Regions from separate parts of the Homo sapiens genome. Here region 2 is linked to region 1. A link is a contact called in ENCODE Hi-C or POLR2A ChIA-PET data. All regions are on one chromosome and are shown on one strand. Each heading gives the region's core, a stretch centred on a gene start or an enhancer-like site at or near the end of the contact. The rest is flanking DNA. Distances are from core to core; before and after follow the strand shown. Region 1 overlaps NTRK3 (neurotrophic receptor tyrosine kinase 3). Region 2 has its middle 20 kb from the start of ISG20.

Evidence for each region. Hi-C counts contacts between places; a loop is a spot of excess contacts on that map. ChIA-PET counts read pairs that join two places held with the same protein, here RNA polymerase II (POLR2A). Pooled maps may share reads with other maps.
Region 2: a map of CD4-positive, alpha-beta memory T cell shows a loop between it and region 1 (8-fold over the local background). The contact joins two enhancer-like sites. A Hi-C loop is called at or near these places in 2 of 168 maps with a recorded cell type or tissue (CD4-positive, alpha-beta T cell and CD4-positive, alpha-beta memory T cell), 1 of 37 single-sample maps with no recorded cell type and 9 of 50 pooled maps. POLR2A ChIA-PET finds 5 or more read pairs at or near these places in 1 of 52 experiments (OCI-LY7).

The regions. Positions count from the first base shown.
Region 1 is chr15:88,245,543-88,248,341 of GRCh38, reverse strand. All of the region lies in intron 3 of NTRK3 (neurotrophic receptor tyrosine kinase 3), which reads left to right. Among named protein-coding and RNA genes, the nearest start is that of NTRK3-AS1, 5.8 kb to the left of the region's middle. Within about 2 kb of position 1,386, at least 2 of the 41 ENCODE cell types and tissues checked have a DNase peak (open chromatin) inside an H3K27ac peak, as active enhancers do.
Region 2 is chr15:88,657,996-88,660,794 of GRCh38, reverse strand. No RefSeq gene overlaps it. Among named protein-coding and RNA genes, the nearest start is that of ISG20, 20 kb to the right of the region's middle. Within about 2 kb of position 1,399, at least 6 of the 41 ENCODE cell types and tissues checked have a DNase peak (open chromatin) inside an H3K27ac peak, as active enhancers do.

The sequences.
Region 1 (2,799 bases), core at 137-2,636:
GTCCCAGGCAGGCCTCTTAGTAGTGGGGGAGGCTTTTGGTCTCTCCTTCTGACCTGTTCCCAACAGGGAGTTTCTCCTGAAGTTGTGTCTCAGCCACACCCTCTTCCCAGGCCTCCTCATCCACCCCATGATGTCCTGGCCTCTGAGGTCAGGTCAGCCCGCAGCAGAACAGGTGCCAGCTGAGGCTGGCTGAGATTCAGAAAGCTGGTGGCTGGGTCCCAGCCAGCTCCTCTCTGGGCTGAGCCGTGGTCAGCAGGACTATGCCCCTGGTGCTCATGGCCAGCGAGAGCCTGGATGGGAGAGCAGAGGGCTGAGTGGCTTCTCCCAGGTAGAGCTTTGGGGTGCCAGGAGCATTTCTGGGTGCAGAGCAAAAGGGGGGTGTCTAAAGCGCTGGGCAGCTGGAGCTGGAAGCTGATGTTTAGAGCTTCTTTCTGCGTCCTTCCCTGGTCCTCTCCACAATAAGCAGCCTTTATCCCCCCGCGACCTTACCCCGCCTCTCTACCTTCATTGCTCATGGAAGCTCCATCTCTCTCTCCATAGGGATGAGCTCTTAGTGTGGGAGACAGATACAACTTTCTTCTGTGAAACAGCCGAAACTGTGGGGCAGGGTTTGGTGCATTTTCCACGTTTGCTGCTTCTTGGCTGTGTGAGCTTGCTTCATGATCGCTCAGCCACTGGCCTCGCACTTCTGAGAGCTGAGGTCATGGAACTCTCCAGCCCGGCACCCCCGTAGGGTCACTGTCATGTTCAGACCTATGCAATGATGTATTCGCTAGGCTCTGTAAATAATTGGGCACCACGTTGGTTATTTCCTTTTCTAGACTACTGGGAAGATTTCTGAGTTAGAGAGAAGATCAAGACTTTGAACCATAAATTACTAGATCTGGAAAGGGCCTCAGAAAATGTTGGGGCCAAACACTGTTTTACAGAGAAAGAACTTAGGAATCAAGAGAGGTGAATTGATTTGGCCCAATCGCCCAGTGAGTTCCTGGCACAAGGCAGCCCAGAACGAAGGGCCCTGCCTCGCTAGCTGGTGTGGGTCTCCATCCGCCTGTTGGTGTCTGCTCTGGGACTGAGGGGTTCGGGCTTTTACAGGCAGGCGGGGAAAGGAGCTCTTAGAGTGCTGCAGAGAAGAGGAGAACACGAAGGGAGCAATAGTAGCTTCGAAGTCCTAAACCCGGCTACCTGCCGCGGGAAACAGGGCTGCGTGCGTGTATCTGGGGGAGTCTTGGCACAGGCACAAGTGCGTCTCTTCTGTGTTCTGTGCACATCGTGTCTGAGGTCTCTGTAAACAGACCTTAAAAGATTTTGGCTTCCCTCTGCGGCTACACTCCTGGTGGCCACCAGAGGGCAGTGTGGCGCACGAGACGGTCCTGGGCTGATGGCTTCCCAGGGCGGGAGCCGGGCGTGTGGCGCTAGCCTGGTGAGAAGTGCACTGTCAGCCCTGGCTTTCAGAGCATTTCCTGAGCCAGGGCTGAGCAGAGAGGTCAGCTCTCCTCTATGAGGGGCATCTCTCCGCCGAGATGACCCTGCTTCCATTGTATCTCTGCAGTCCAGGGATGTGAGACTCCAGGACCCGGACTTTCTGACTCATGAGCCTTTGGCTTCCTGGGAAGGAGGTGGCTGGGCGAGTGCATTGGATGGAGGAAAGCCACCTGGTGTGCTCTCCTTCCAGCCTTCTCTCAGCAGCAGCAGGAGAGATCAGCACATTTGCACAGAGGGTAATGGGGTGAATGCATGGAAGGTAGCCCAGGAAGACCCACAGGCTTAATAGAGAAGTTGACAGATAGTTTCACTGTGGGGCTAGTATCATGGAGGAAGCGAGCTTTATACAGGCTCTCAGGCTGTCTGATGCCCTGGCTGAAGTGTGGGGGAATCTCTCCCCTCTCCCTGCCCCCACCAACCCAAGCTTGGAAATTACCGGACGACAAGTAGTGCTCAGAAAATAGCAGGTCCTGGCATTGACTAGAGATGAGAGCTTGGCGCCTTCTCTTAACCTCTGCAGATCCCGTGTCTGCTTTAGGAGATAACCATACACAGAGGTGGCTACGAAAGTGCCTTGCAAACCAGGGCCATGGGCCCTGCCTGGACTGGCTGGTTTTGACAGTGCTTCTGAGAGTATCGTTGGCTCGTCTGTCTGTTCCAGGCAGTCTTGTATTTGAGCAGGTGCTGTCTTGTTCCATGCACAAATGAGTGTCCTCCTACTAACAAGGTTATCAGCTTTAGAGACAGGGTCTGCTGCTTTTGGGGTGGGTGTGGAGCTCTCTGGTCTGGGGCCTGTGACTCTTTCTTGAGGGTCTGCTCCCAGCTTCCTGACCTGGGGCTGCAGGCAGTGTTCTCTCTGTTGTGGTCCATCTTTCCCCACTTCCTTATTTCTGATAGCTTTTCAAATCTGGTCCACTGAAGAGAAGGAAAGAAGCTGACATTATCCCTTCTACTGGGCCAGAGATCATTTACATATACAACCCTAATTATTTATGGCAACGACTAAATGAAGCTTTAGATCATGACTCTGCCTCTTACATCCTGAGACCCTGGGCTGGCTACTTGACCTTGTTGATCCTCAGTTTTCTCATATGAAAATAATAAACATAAGGCAGGACTATTATAAGATTTCAATGAGCACGTGTGTGTGTGTGTGTGTAAAACTATTTTCTCTGTCTTCCTATTACTACACCCCAGAACCTCATCCCCACAAGCATAGATACTTTTTATAGCCCTCATCTGTTCTTCTTGCTTCCAGTCTCTCCGCCTCTAGCTCATTTTCCACACCCTAACAGATTAATCTTCTAATCCAGG
Region 2 (2,799 bases), core at 150-2,649, 410 kb before region 1:
AGTAATTTCTCATTTAGCTGTATTCTCTCTGCTATTTAGCCTATGCCACTGGAGTGCAGTAATGCAATCATAGCTCACTGCAGCACTGAACTCCGGGCTCAAGTGATCCTCCATTCTCAGCCTCCCAAGTATCTAGAACCACAGGCATGCACCACCATGTCTGGCTCATTTTTGTATTTTTTTTGTAGAGACAGGGTCTATGTTGCCCAGGTTGGTCTCAAACTCCTGGCCTTAAGTGATCCTCCCACCTTGGTCTCGCAAAGCTCTGGGATTACAGGTATGAGCCACTGCACCTGGCCATCCCAAGTTATTTCAAAAACTAGTTTTTTTTTTTAAACATAAGTGTTGTATTATTTGTGCCTTATGCCCTGCAGGTGTATGCACATGAACATGTTTAAGGGGGTGGAGCGGGGGCAGGTAGCAGCTTGGGGGCAATAGCCAGCTCTTCCTCTACCTTCATTCCCAGGGCCGAGTACAGCCCCCAGCACACAGGAGATGCTGAGTAAACATGCATTGGGAGGAGAACAACATTAATAACAACACAGTGGTTATTGTCTTTTAAGTACTTGTTGTGTGTCCCTATAAACCTACAAGCACCCTCTGAGGTGGGCACTGACATTTCCATTCTGGAGGGACCTCAAGGCTGGAGAGGGGCTCTGGCAGAACTAAGTTCAGGTCTTTCTGCTCTGTTCTAGCCCTAAAATTGGGAGAATGGAATAGGAGAATGAGGAGGGCAGGACATCCATCCCTGAAAGAGGGGACCCGGTCAGTGCCCTAAAACCAAGGGTTCCAAGCAGTGTTCCCTGGGCCTCCCCATGTGCCTGGGAACAGAGGCCTGCAGCTTCTGCCACAAGACAAACATTGCTGGAAATCTGGGTGCTGGGGCTAGGCCAGCGTTTGCCTTTTCCTCCACGTCTCGGCAAAGCTACTCGAAAGTCTCTCATCCCCCAGCAGGAAAAGCATATGTTCTTTCCATATAGAGGAGAAATTGTTCCACCAGTGAGTAAGCCTCTTGGCTGCAGAGCCTGGCCCAGCCCGCAGAACACTGGACAGGAAGCTGGGCTGTGCTGGTTACCACTCCTGGAACTGGGACAGGGCTGGCTGACACCCTTGGAGACAACAATGGGCCTTCGGATGGGGCTGGGGGACAGTGGGGAAGCAGGGGCTGGGATGTGCCTGGAGACATTCAGTGGTTCAGGGTAGGAGGAACGTGAGTACACCCCTGAATAGAAGCCGCACTTTTCTCTATTCTGGCTGAGATGGGCTGGAAGAGGGGACGGAAAAGGGGACTGAGAGGGGCGGGGCAGCCTTTCCAATCCCCTCACTGGGTCAGCCCAGGAGTCTGGGTCTGAGTCAGAGGTGACTCAGGTGTGCTCAGAAAGGTGGGGCCGTGTTTTAGACTGTTATTTCCAGCTACCCAAAAAGTCTCTTTGATGCCTGCACGGTTAGGTGGCAGGCAGTGACTCTTGTCCCTGACACCTTAGTTCATCCTGCCAGTGTCGCAGGTCTTTCCACCAGCCTCAGCTGGATGGTGGATGCTGCTCTTTCCCTCAGCTCACCTGGGTCCTGCTTCTCTCTCCACCTTTTCCCCGTTTGTTAAGGACCCACTGAGAGCGGGGCTTGGGGAGTGTGGGGAGAGAAGGGACAAGGAAGCCAGGTTGTAGGAATGGGTAGGGGGGCAGCTGGCGGGGGGTAGAGGAGAAATCGGGAGGGGTTTCACATAAAAGGAAAACATTGAGAAAATGAGTACATTTAACCTGGAAAGTCAAAGACTCACGGGAGAGGATGGTGACATGAAAACCATTTGAAGATGTGTCACAGGTCACCTCATTAAAGTGGGATTGAATTTCTTGTGGGCGTGAGCTTGAGGGGGACAAACCTTGCTATGCCTAAATCCAGGGCCCCCACCCTCTGAGAAGTGCTTTTGAGAAGTTGATTTTCTGTCCTTGGACACATCCAGGCCAAGGGTAGATGACTCCCAGTCAGAAAGAGTCAGGTATCAGCTGGGAGGTGGACTGGAGTTTAGGTTTCAGACTGGTGGCCTGTGGGCCAGACACAGCCCTGACAATGTGCACAATGGCCAGCACTTGTGCATGGCCGCAGCAAGCTGGGGCTGAGTGGTAACTGCCTGCTCCAGCAAGACGTACACTCCCTGTTCCCCACAGCACAGCTGGTCTGTTTCAGTCATTTATTTTTCAGGACAGGCCCTTGAGACATTTTCATCTGTGACCCTTGGAATAGATGCCTGGAATACACCCACCTTTCTCTCTCTCTAGGTGTACCCTGTAGGCTCAGCTGGGGCAGCTGCAGGAGGAGGAAGTAGTACCTGCTAAGACGCAGGCCCTCCCATCGGCTCAGGGGACACCAGATAGCCTGAGCTGCCTGCCCTGACTGGGACCCCAGATAGGGCTCCCCGTGGGCTAGACATTACCACCTCAATAAACATCGCCTTTCCTTCTCCCATCCTCAAACCTCATCAGAATAAACCCCGCATTTGCTGGCATCGACTCCAATTGTGTTGAGGAGTCTAGAGGGGCAGCCCCAAGGCAGCTCTTGATTTTTAGATCAGTAGTGATGGATGCTGTTTATCAGCCCCTGCCCCTCCTGCCCCGGCCCCCCGCCCAGTGCTGGGCACCCTGCATACAGACTCTCAATCTTCTTTTCAGCCCTGCGTGGCAGGAAAGCCCATATGGTGGCTGCGGATACTGAGTGTCACAGAAGTAAGACACTTGCCCGCCATGACTCAAGCCAGAGCCTCAGCCCAGGTCAGCTGACTCTAAAGCTGGTGCTCTTTCTAGA